Linked DNA regions of Homo sapiens: regions 1 and 3 are each linked to region 2. The links are chromatin contacts, found by Hi-C or POLR2A ChIA-PET in ENCODE. All regions are on one chromosome and are shown on one strand. The core of a region is the stretch at or near the end of the contact, and the rest is flanking DNA. Distances in the headings are between cores, read along the strand shown.

Evidence for each region. A loop is a pair of places that touch in the nucleus more often than their neighbours do. ChIA-PET counts read pairs that join two places held with the same protein, here RNA polymerase II (POLR2A). Pooled maps may share reads with other maps.
Region 1: a map of gastrocnemius medialis shows a loop between it and region 2 (3-fold over the local background). The contact joins the promoter of ZNF768 here to the promoter of PAGR1 in region 2. A Hi-C loop is called at or near these places in 1 of 168 maps with a recorded cell type or tissue (gastrocnemius medialis), 1 of 37 single-sample maps with no recorded cell type and 14 of 50 pooled maps.
Region 3: a loop to region 2 is called in a pooled map, with 4 times the contacts of the local background. The contact joins the promoter of ZNF764 here to the promoter of PAGR1 in region 2. A Hi-C loop is called at or near these places in 6 of 50 pooled maps. POLR2A ChIA-PET finds 5 or more read pairs at or near these places in 3 of 52 experiments (CD8-positive, alpha-beta T cell, PC-9 and WTC11).

Annotation. Positions count from the first base shown.
Region 1 is chr16:30,524,217-30,528,097 of GRCh38, forward strand. ZNF768 (zinc finger protein 768) reads right to left here and starts at 2,350. Exons shown (of 2, transcript NM_024671.4): 1 at 2,110-2,350; 2 at 1-1,835. The coding sequence starts at 2,197. The coding sequence ends at 301. RefSeq lists enhancers at 1,796-1,855, 3,436-3,735 and silencers at 2,056-2,105, 2,126-2,445, 2,536-3,365.
Region 2 is chr16:29,814,901-29,818,548 of GRCh38, forward strand. It overlaps PAGR1 (PAXIP1 associated glutamate rich protein 1), which reads left to right and starts at 1,252. Exons shown (of 3, transcript NM_024516.4): 1 at 1,252-2,107; 2 at 2,310-2,392. The coding sequence starts at 1,626. PRRT2 (proline rich transmembrane protein 2) reads left to right here. Exons shown (of 4, transcript NM_145239.3): 4 at 1-981. All of the region lies in intron 2 of MVP-DT (MVP divergent transcript), which reads right to left. RefSeq lists enhancers at 1-591, 484-703, 954-1,203 and a silencer at 1,394-1,563.
Region 3 is chr16:30,556,935-30,560,311 of GRCh38, forward strand. It overlaps ZNF764 (zinc finger protein 764), which reads right to left and starts at 1,440. Exons shown (of 3, transcript NM_001172679.2): 1 at 1,053-1,440; 2 at 799-912. The coding sequence starts at 1,248. RefSeq lists enhancers at 328-889, 1,430-1,569.

The DNA.
Region 1 (3,881 bases), core at 1,100-3,599, 710 kb after region 2:
CCCCTCCCTGCTCTAGCAGTTGCCAAGCCAGGCACCCACCAAGGAGCCGCGGCTGAGGCCAGCCCTCCGCTGACCTCTCTCCATTTCTCCCAGGGCCTCCCGCTGCCGGCCTGGCCTCCCTCCAACCCACTTCCCACAAGTCTCCAGGGCATGTCACTTCCTCCACCCTGGTTCTCTTCTTCCAGCATCCTCAGCTCCTCCATTCTCCTGCGGCTTCTCCACTATCCTCCCTAAAGGTTCCTCTAGCTCCCTGGCCCCTTATCTTCTGCCCACACCTCCCACCCCTGCTGGGGCCCCAGGTCAGCGCCGGCCCGCCGCGTGGGTCCGCTGGTGGCGGATGAGGTCGGAGCTCTGGGAGAAGGCCTTTCCGCAGTCATCGCACTTGTAAGGCCGCTCGCCACTGTGGACCCGGTGATGCTGCAGAAGCGTGGAGGAGCGGCAGAAGCCCTTGCCGCACACGGCGCACCTGTAGGGCCGCTCGCCCGTGTGGGAGCGCTGGTGCTGGATGAGAGTGGAGGAGCGATTGAAGGTCTTGCCGCAGTCGGGGCAGCTGTAGGTGCGGCCTGGCAGGTGGGTGCGGGCGTGGATGGCCAGCACCGAGCTCTGGCCAAAGCGCTTGCCGCACTCAGGGCACTTGAAGGGCTTCTCCCGGGCGTGGCTGCGGGCATGGGGGATAAGGGCCGACCGCTGGGAGAAGCTCTTGCCGCAGATGCCACAGCTGAAGGGCCTCTGACCGGTGTGCACCCTCTGATGGCTGCGCAGGGACGAGTTCTGGCTATAGCACTTGCCGCACTCGGTGCAGCTGTAGGGCCGCTCGTGGCTGTGGGTGCGCTGGTGTCGCAGGAGGTAGGAGCTGTCGCCGAAGGCCTTGCCACAATGTGGGCACTTGTAGGGCTTCTGGCCAGAGTGAGTGCGCTGGTGGCGAAGCAGGTAAGAGCTGTCGGCGAAGGCCTTGCCGCAACGGGGACATTTGTAGGGCCGCTCGCCAGTGTGGGTGCGCTGGTGTTTGATGAGGTCAGAGCTCTGGGAGAAGGCCTTGCTGCAGACCTCACATTTGTAGGGCTTCTCACCGGTGTGGATGCGCTGGTGCTGGATCAGGGTGGAGCCCCGCCCGAAGCTCTTCCCGCAGATGCCACAGATGTTAGGCCGAGGGCCCTGCCCACCCCTGGCCCGGCCACCCCGCCGACCTGGACCTCGAAGGGCTCCTGTGAGACCCAGGGGATTCTGAAGCATCTCAAACTGCGGTGTAGACAGCAGGGCCCCTGTGGGCATCTCAAAAGGTGGCCCTATGGGCAGGTCCCCTGTGGGCTGCTCCCCAAACCCCTGAGTGAAGGAGTCCAGGGGGTGAACTCCTACGGAGATATTCAAAGGACTCTTTTCCTCGGGGTTCAGAAGCATCTCCGCACCTTCCTGGAATTTGGAACTTTGAGCTTCAAATTCTGGGCTTTGGGTTTTGAGCTCAGTGTTCTGGGATTCATATCTAGAGCTCTCAGATTCATAGCCAGGGCTCCGGGGTTCATACCCGGGGCTCCGAGGTTCATAGCCAGGGCTTTGGGGTTCATACCTAGGGCTCTGGGATTCAAACTCAGGGCTCTGAGAATCTGATTCAGGGCTTCTGGGTGCAAACTCAGGGCTTGGGGGCACAAGCCCAGGGCTTCGGGACTCAAACCCCGGGCTTTCAGGCTCAAATCTGGGGCTTTGGGGTTCAAACTCTGGGCTTTGTGGCTCAAACCCAGGGCTCTGGGGTTCAAGCCCAAATGGTATCTCTTCGACTTCATAGTCCCCACTGCCTTCTTGCTGAGAAATTTCCTCTTCCTCATTCTCACTCATGTTGCCTGCAGGATGAGAGAATCCAGATCGTGTGAGACCTGGAAGGTCATTTGGTCCATTAGCAACCACACACCTCCCACCTCACATGCAGGGTCGCTGGCCCCTAGACAAGTGCTGAAATTCCCACGCCCCCCTCAGCTGACCCAAGACACCCCAGTCCCCGCCGGCCCCTCCTTCGAGTCCCAGGTGTCCCAGCCCCGGGCCCTCGCTCCCTCCCTGGAGCCACAGCCCCTTCTCCTGCGCGCAAGTCCACTCCTCGGACGGGCGCTCCCTCCTCACCTCTGAGGTACCCTTCGGGGCTCCTCATTTCGTCAGAACTCTGCACATCCTGGGGCTCGAGGCCCCACGGCAACGCCTCCCGCTCCATCCCCGCGGGCTCCCAGTGCAGCGGCGGCGGCGATGGCGGCCGATCCCGCGACCCGGCCTCGGTTGCCCCGAGCCGCGGGCCCCCGCCTCCCGCCCGCTCAGCGCCGCCCAGGGGACTCGGCGGCCCAGCCCGGGCCCCCGAGGCCGGACGTCTTGACCCCGCGCCTCTCCAGCGCGCCGGGCCCCTCCCCTGCCCGCGGCCCCGCCCCCTCCCAAGGTCTCGGCCTCCCCGTGGCCCTCACTGGCCCCCGCGCGTCGCGGCCTCGGGGATGAGGGGCTTCGCGACTACCCCGGCGGCCCCCGGCCCCCGCTCCCGCCCGAGCCCCCACCTTCTGGACCCCGGCCCCGGGCTGGGCTGCACTGTCCAACGGCCGCCCAGCACCCCCCCACCCTCCCCCGCACAGGAAGTGTCCGTCCGCGGCCAGGTCCCCCCGCCGGCTCGCGCCGCGGCCTCTCTAGGAGCCGCTGGAGGTGGAAACTCGTTGGCATTAACCCTGGGCTGGAGGGGCCCGGCCACGGGGTGGGTGAGGACCGGACGCCCCGGAGCCCGCGGGGCTACCGGGGCAGTGTGTGTGCCTATGTTCTAGGTCTCCGTCCCTCCAGAGGCCCGTCTGTCCATCTCCCGGGCCCCGCGTCGTCGGTGCGTGTGGCCAAGGGCGAGGCGACAAGCGAGACCAAGGTCAGCGAGAAGGAGCGACGCTTCCCGGCGCCAGCGGGGGCGGTGTCTCGCTCCCTCCCCTCCCGGGCCTCCGGGTCAGCTCCGGCAGCGCCTCGGGAACCGGGACGGACTCCCCTTGGCCTCGCCGAGGTCCTTGAGCCTGGGACCCCCTCCAGGAACTCCGCTCCCCGGCACCTGCGCGCGCCCGCTCCCGTTCCTCCGGCCCCCACCCAGCTCGGCTCCCCTGATCCTCCTCCTCCCTCCTCCCTCCTCGAGGGCTAGGATAGTTGCCAAGGAGACAGCCCCGCCCCGGCTCCCAGAGGCACAGCTTCTCCGCCCCAGGAAGCCCGGCGGTTGGCCGATGGGGCTCGTGCTCTAGCCGCCCCGCCTCCTCCAACCCCGCGGACGGCTGGGCGTTAATGGTCGCCAGGGAACGCCAGGCGCCTTCCTGATTGGCCGGGAGTGCTGTGGTCGGGTCCGCCTCCCCTGTCGGCCAGAAGCGCCTTCAGGAGGTAGTGGGAGGGAGGTGCCAGGCATCTCCCCTCCAGCCCGGCCTGTGCCATCAAAACTTTTCCCGCCCCCACTTAGCCTCCATTATGTTTTATGAAAGCCAGAAGATCTGAGGACAGACACCCTTCCTCCTCGTCAGCCTCACACCCCTTGCCTCTCCCCTCCACCTTCCCCAGCGCCTGAGTTTAACTCAATCCCTGGCAGCCTTAGTCCCTGTTGTTAGATTTCCTCACAGGGAGGCAGGATTCCTTCCAGGTGAGGGTGATACAAAGGAGAATTGGACTGAGAGAACCATCTGGCCTTCGAGGCATCTAACAACTCTCCAGTCTTGTCTGACTCGAATGGAGTCTTGCAGAGGAAGGGAACCTGAGAAACACTGCCTCGGGCGCAGCTTTGAATTGAGGAAGTGAGCCTGGACAGACAACTTAATATCATCCAGTTCTTGTCTTTTTTTTCTACGCTTCGTGCTGAAACAAGTTTGGCAGCGTTCTTGACAGTTAACGAGCCCGATGCCCCT
Region 2 (3,648 bases), core at 2-2,501:
CCCTGCACTTCTGGAAACCTCCCTGCACTCTGGAAACCTCCCTGAACACCTCCCCAACTCTGCGCTCTCAGCCTCCCTGCATCTCTCCTGGCCTCCCTGCACTTCTTCCAGCCCCCCAAATTCTCTGGACCTCCACCCTGGCCGCCTCCTCCCAACTTTCATTGTCTTGGCATCTCTCAACCCTCAGTCCTCTCTTCCTTCCCTTCTTTATCATCTCCCCTTTCCTCTCCACGTCCCGCCCCCTTCCTCTTCCTGCCTCCTCATCTCCCTTAAGCATCCTCTTCTCCAACCTCCCGTCACCGTTTACTCTGCAAAATTGACAGCACTTAGACGAGGCTTGGGGGCAGGGAGCAGTGTTGGGAGAGGGCTCCCCAACCCCAGGCTCGGACTGTTCTCTGCTGGGACCACCCAGGGTCGGACACCCAAGGGTGCCTGGCAGGTCGCAGAGTTGGCAAGCCGGGCCTCGTATGGGGACTCGGGTGAGGGTGGCGAGTACTGGTTCCGAACGCACGCAGGGGAGAAGGGAGGGACGCGGCGCTGACCCTTCCAGGTCAGCTGGAGTTGACCCGCCCACCTGGGCTTTTCAACCCCAGTCCGCGAGTTTCTTTCTTGAAGGTGTGGGGGCTAGATTCATTCACGTGCTTCGTAATGAAATAATCCAAAAAATAGGACCAAAGCGCCCACTGGCAGGAGCGAGGGCGGGGCGCCGCGCTCTATAATTATTTTCTAAGATGATGGGGGAGGTTTGTTGCACGCGACAGCCCGCTGAGGAGGCGGGGACCGAGCTACAACGCGGTTCGGATTTGGCGGGGGTTTTTTTCCTTAAAAAAAAAAAAAAAAAAAAAAAAAAAGTCTGGGGGAAGAAAAAAACTAAAATTCTTAAAAAAAAAAAAAAAAGGCTATTATCAAACTGATTTCTCCCTTTTTGTATGCCGGATGCTGCATGAGTCTGAAACACCAATAAACGGAGACTGCATGAGACTCGCCTCCAATCTCGGTTGGTTCCTGCGTTCGTCCCGCCGGCCCGGCGGTGCTGCCTTTCTGGCAGAACCTTACTGGGTGGTATACGCATGCGACTTCCCGGTGGCCATCTTTACTGTGGGCTGAAGCCTGTGCGCTTACTCGCGCATGTGCAAGCCTTCCCTCGCTTTCCTCTTCCAAGTAGCCTTGCCTAGAGCGGAGCCTCCCGCGCCATTTCTGTGCGCCTGCGTAGCGTGACCCTGCGCAGCCTGGGAGGCGGGTCTTAGCTCCAGGTGCGTACGGCATCTGACTTGACGTGGCCCACAACTGAAAGGTCTGGGGAGAAGGCGCCGTGTCCGGGTGTGGAGAGGGGCGTCGTGGAAGCGAGAAGAGTGGCCCGTCCCTCTCCTCCCCCTTTCCCTCTTTCGGAAAGTGGTTTCTGCGGGGCCCGGGAGCCTCGGAGTACCGAACCTCGATCTCCGGGGCGGGGTCCTTGGTGGGGACTGAGCGCCCCCTCCCGGGGACGGGCGGTCTGGCCGCGGAGTCCCCTGCGGGAGCGTGATTGGCTGGAAACGGTCCCGAACCCCCAGGGGAGCCCGATCCCTGGGGGACCCTGGCTTCGGACTCCAGTATCTGTCGTCGCAGGGTCCCTGCCCTAGTGGCCTATGTCCCTTGCTCGGGGCCATGGAGACACTGCGGCCAGTACGGCGGCGCCTCTGTCTGAAGAAGGGGAAGTGACCTCCGGCCTCCAGGCTCTGGCCGTGGAGGATACCGGAGGCCCCTCTGCCTCGGCCGGTAAGGCCGAGGACGAGGGGGAAGGAGGCCGAGAGGAGACCGAGCGTGAGGGGTCCGGGGGCGAGGAGGCGCAGGGAGAAGTCCCCAGCGCTGGGGGAGAAGAGCCTGCCGAGGAGGACTCCGAGGACTGGTGCGTGCCCTGCAGCGACGAGGAGGTGGAGCTGCCTGCGGATGGGCAGCCCTGGATGCCCCCGCCCTCCGAAATCCAGCGGCTCTATGAACTGCTGGCTGCCCACGGTACTCTGGAGCTGCAAGCCGAGATCCTGCCCCGCCGGCCTCCCACGCCGGAGGCCCAGAGCGAAGAGGAGAGATCCGATGAGGAGCCGGAGGCCAAAGAAGAGGAAGAGGAAAAGTAAAGGCACACCCTTACACCTTGTCCCGGGGCTGCTCCCCTGATGGCGGGAGGAAATAGGGAGGGGAAAATGTGGGACGCTGGAACCTTTGAAAGTGGAGGGAGGGAAGCCAGCGGGGGAGGAGGAACGGGCAGGGGAGAAGCACACGTGTGGGTGGGAGGGAGGACCGCCCTCACCCTTAACTATGTTCACCTGTCCCAGACCACACATGCCCACGGAATTTGATTTTGATGATGAGCCAGTGACACCAAAGGACTCCCTGATTGACCGGAGACGCACCCCAGGTACAAACGAAGAGGAAACAGTTGGGGGAGGTGAAGGGCCTCGGCTCAGTTACCCAAGATCGGCTCCCCTAGAGGCCTTTGCTTGCTGCCTCAGCTCCCACACAACTTACAGCTGCAGGAGAGAGTATTCACCCAGTAGCACCATCTTTATGACTTAGATTACTACCTTGTCTTCCTTTTTTTTTTTTTTTTTTTTTTGAGATGGAGTCTTGCCCTTGTCCCCCAGGCTGGAGTGCAATGGCACGATCTCAACTCACTGCAACCTCCGCCTCCTGGGTTCAAGCAATTCTCCTGCCTCAGCCTCCCAAGTAGCTGGGATTACAGACGCATGCCACCACTCTGGGCCAATTTTTGTATTTTTAGTAGAGACAGGCTTTCACCATGTTGGCCAGGCTGGTCTTGAATTCCTGACCTTGTGATCCGCCCACCTCAGCCTCCCAAAGTGCTAGGATTGCAGGCATGAGCCAATGCGCCTGGCCCCTTGTCTTCCTTTAAGAGACAATTATAATACAAAAAATTAGCCGGGCATAGTGGCGGGCACCTGTAGTCCCAGCTACTCAGGAGGCTGAGGCAGGAGAATCGCTTGAGCCTGGGAGGTGGAGGTTGCAGTGACCTGAGATCACACCACTGCACTCCAGCCTGGGCGAGAGAGTGAGACTCCGTCTCAAAAAACACAATTACAGATAATTCTTTTTTTAAAAAAACAACTAGTCATTGATTCTGGAAAATTACAGATAATTCTATCATGTTTCCCATTCCCAGAAGTCCAAGTCCTGGCCTTTCAATATTATCTAGATCTGCATCCCTCTACTACCATGTACATTCTTTAATCACACCGCTGGCCCCATTTCCCACCCCACATGCCTTCCTAGAATTTACCCTCAGAGTCATGCCTTTCCTTTTTTCTTTTTTTTGAGGGGTGGAGAGACAGAGTCTTGCTGTGTTGCCCAGACTGGTTGGTCTCGAACTCTTGAGCTCAAGTGATCCATCCGCCTCGGTTCTCAAAGTGCTGAGATTACAGGCATGAGTCACTGCACCCAGCCTAGAGCCATTCTTGATTTCTCTCTCTTTTACCTGAACATTCACACCAGCAGCAAGTCTTGGTAGCTATAAGATGTACATTTCCAAGTACCTCTGCTAGTCTCCACTTTCAATACCACATCCCCATCCAAGCCACTGTCTTTCTTGCCTGGATAGTTGTAGTAGCTCCTAACTGGGCTCTCTGCTTCCAGCTTCTGCAATTCAGATGAACCTTT
Region 3 (3,377 bases), core at 190-2,689, 740 kb after region 2:
GACCAGCCTGGCTAACATGGTGAAACCCCATCTCTACTAAAAACACAAAAACAAAATTAGCCGGGCGTGGTGGCGGGCGCCTGTAGTCCCAGCTACTGGGGAGGCTGAGGCGGGAGAATGGCGTCAACCAGGGAGGCGGAGCTTGCACTGAGCCGAGATGGCGCCACTGCACTCCAGCCTGCGCGACAGAGGAAGACTCTGTCTCAAAAAAAAAAAAAAAAATTAAGCAGGCTTGGTGGCGGGCGCCTGTAATCCCAGCTACTTGGGAGGTTGATACAGGAGAATTACTTGAACCTGGGAGTGGGAGGTTGCAGTGAACTGAGATGGCACCACTGCACTCCAGCCTGGGCAACGGAGTAAAACTCTGTCTAAAAAAAAAAATTACCCAGGCTTCGTGGCGAGCACCTGTACAGTCTTAGCTACTCTGGAGGCCCAGGTGGAAGGACTGCTTAAGCCCGGGAGTTCCAGGCTACAGTGAGCTATGATGCCGCCACTGCACTCAGCCTAGACAACAAAGCGAGACCCTGTCTCTAAAACAAAAACACCAAAAAAAGCCCCCAGAGTGTAGTGACCACGCAGAGGTGAGGACTCAGAGGCGGGTATGGCAGGGCCAGAGCCCCCATCACAGCTCCTTTCTAGGCTGCATCTGGGAGCCACGCAGGGGCTCAGCCTCGTCGTCGCAGTTGAGAAGGCAGTTCAGAGAGGAAACTGCTAAGCAGGTAGCTGGAGGTGGCAGAGGGTACCGGGATGGGACAGGAACAGAGAAGTCCCCATGGGACTGAGCACCCGATACTCCACCTGGGTCCGTTTGTGTCTGACATTTCGCCACCTCCGGATCCTGGGCAGCCGGACCCCACAGTTCGGCCTCCTCCTCCACCCAGGAGATGAGAGCTGGCTTGTTGCCTCCGATTCCTAGGGAAGAAGAACGCAAACCCCACGCTGCGGGGAGGCCACCTGCCCGGCCCCGGGGCCCCCAACTTCACGCGCAGCTCCCAGAGGCGCGGCAGGGCCTGTGGGGGCGCAGGGCTCAGGCGAGCAGGTGGGGCTCTCACCGAGAGCGCTCAGGTGGCCGTAGGTCTCCCGCATCACGTCCCGGTACAGGGCCCTCTGCGCTGGCCGCAAGCAGCCCCACTCCTCCCGGCAGAAGTACACGGCCACGTCCGCGAAGCTCACAGCCCCCGGCTCCCTCCACTCGGGTCCGGCCCCGTTTGGGTCCCGGGGAGGGAGCGGGGCCAGAGGCGGCGCCATGGTAACTGTCAACCCCGACGACGGATCGGCTGCCTCCCCTGGCCTGGCCTGGGCCTGCGGAACCTCCTGCGCCCGAGAAAGCCTCCCCGGCCCGGGCCCAAGGGAAGGAGGGAGGTTACTAGGGCCCCCGAGGGCGCACTAGAGGGCGTGGAAACTAACGGTGCCGATGGCAGCGGGTGTATAATCAGAAATGGAATATGCCCTCATAAAAAATGGCGGCGGCGCGGGTACTCGACCTTTGCCCCTACGCAGTCGTGCCCAAGACAACGCCCCCGGTATCTCCAGTCCGCGTTCTCTCCGTACCCTCATCCAAAATGGCCGCGGTGACTAATACAGAGGCCGGCCTTGAAAACTAGCCGCGCATGTTTAGTCCCCGGCCCGGCGAGGCGGTGCAGCAGAGAGCTCCGCCCCGGCCCGGCGAGGCGGTGCAGCAGAGAGCTCCGCCCCGGTTTGCACGAACAAAAGAGCGCCTCGCGGGAGTGAGCTGGCCTCCCGGCCTTACTGAACTCAGGCATTAGTTTTCGTTTGTGGACCGTTTTATAATCGGGCTCCAGCTCATCACTCTCTCGTTTTGTCCTTGTTATCTCAGAAACAGGGCAACAGCAGTCTCTTCCCAATGTTGAGTGTAAAAAAACCAATGGAGTGGGCGTGGCGCAGTGGCTCACGCTTGTAATCAGCAGTTTGGGAGGCCGAGGCCAGCGGAACAACTGAGGTCAGAAGTTCGAGACCAGCCTCACCAACATGGTGAAACCCCGTCTCCACTAAAAACACACAAAAAAACAGCCAGGTGTGGTGGCGTGCACCTGTAATCCCAGCTACTGGGGAGGCTGAGGCAGGAGTATCGCTTGAACGCGCGAGGCGGAGTTTGCAGTGAGCCGAGATTGCCTCACCGCACTCCAGCCTGGGCGACAGAGCGAAACTCTGTCTCAAAAATAAAAAAGAAAGAAAGAAAGAAAAAGGAGTGGATACAGGAGAACCTCCTCCATCGTAGGCTTGTTGGGGCCTGAAATTCTGGAAGTTTCTAGATGGCGGAGGCAGTGGGGAGAGTAGGGTAAGGTTGAGAAAGTCAGAGGGTCCTCTCTTCTAGGAGCTTCTCCCATGTGCTGCTCAGGACGCCTCCCAATTGCCAGTCTCCCTGTAGCTGCAGCCGGGCTCTCACCTCCCCTCACATCCTGCCCCTGGACAGATGGCCCAAGGCTCCTCTACTCAAATCCAACTCATCCCTTTCTTGCCCCAATCTGCTTCCCCTAGGGTCTTTATCTAGTAAATGTCACCAACTCTCCCCCAGACCTCTCTCTCACTTTCTGATGGTCTATTCTGTGCTCCACGTGACTTCATACATGTCCTGTTGTAGCAGGACAAGCCACAGACAAAACCCCTCAGACACCGAGTTGAAGGAAGGGTTTTATTCGGCTGGGAGCATCGGCAAGACTCACATCTCAAAAACCGACTCCCCGAGTGAGCAATCCCTGTCCCTTTTAAGGGCTCACAACTCTAAGGGGGTCCCCGTGAGAGGGTCGTGATCCATTGAACAAGCAGGGGATATGTGACTGGGTGCTGCAGGCACTGGTAATTAGAACAGGACAGGACAGGACAGGGATTTTCACAGTGCTTTTCTATACAATGTCTGTAATCTATAAATAACAAAACTGATTAGGTCAGAGGTCGATCTTTACCAGGCCCAGGGTGTGGCGCCAGGCTGTCTGCCTGTGGATTCCATTTCTGCCTTTGAGTTTTTACTTCTTCTTTCTTTGGAGGCAGAAATTGGGCGTAAGACAATATGAGGGATGGTCTCCTCCCTTACTGTGTATGGGAGTCAGAGTTGCCTCCAACTGCCTTTTAGCTCTTGGTGGGCTCTTTAGTTGAATGTAGGCCCAGATTGAGAATCGCCTGTAATGCTAACTACTGGGAGGCAAAGGCAGGAGGATCCCTTGAGCCCAAGAGTATGAGATCAGCCTGGGCAAGTTAGTGAAACCCTATCTTCAAAAAATAAAAATAAAAATAAACTAAAGTAAAATAAGAACAAATGAATTGACAGTGGACAAACGAGAAAATTATACCAATTGTATTAGTTTTACATGTACATGGGGATCTTCACAAGAGAGGGAAGTCAGAAAAAGTGCCCAAAG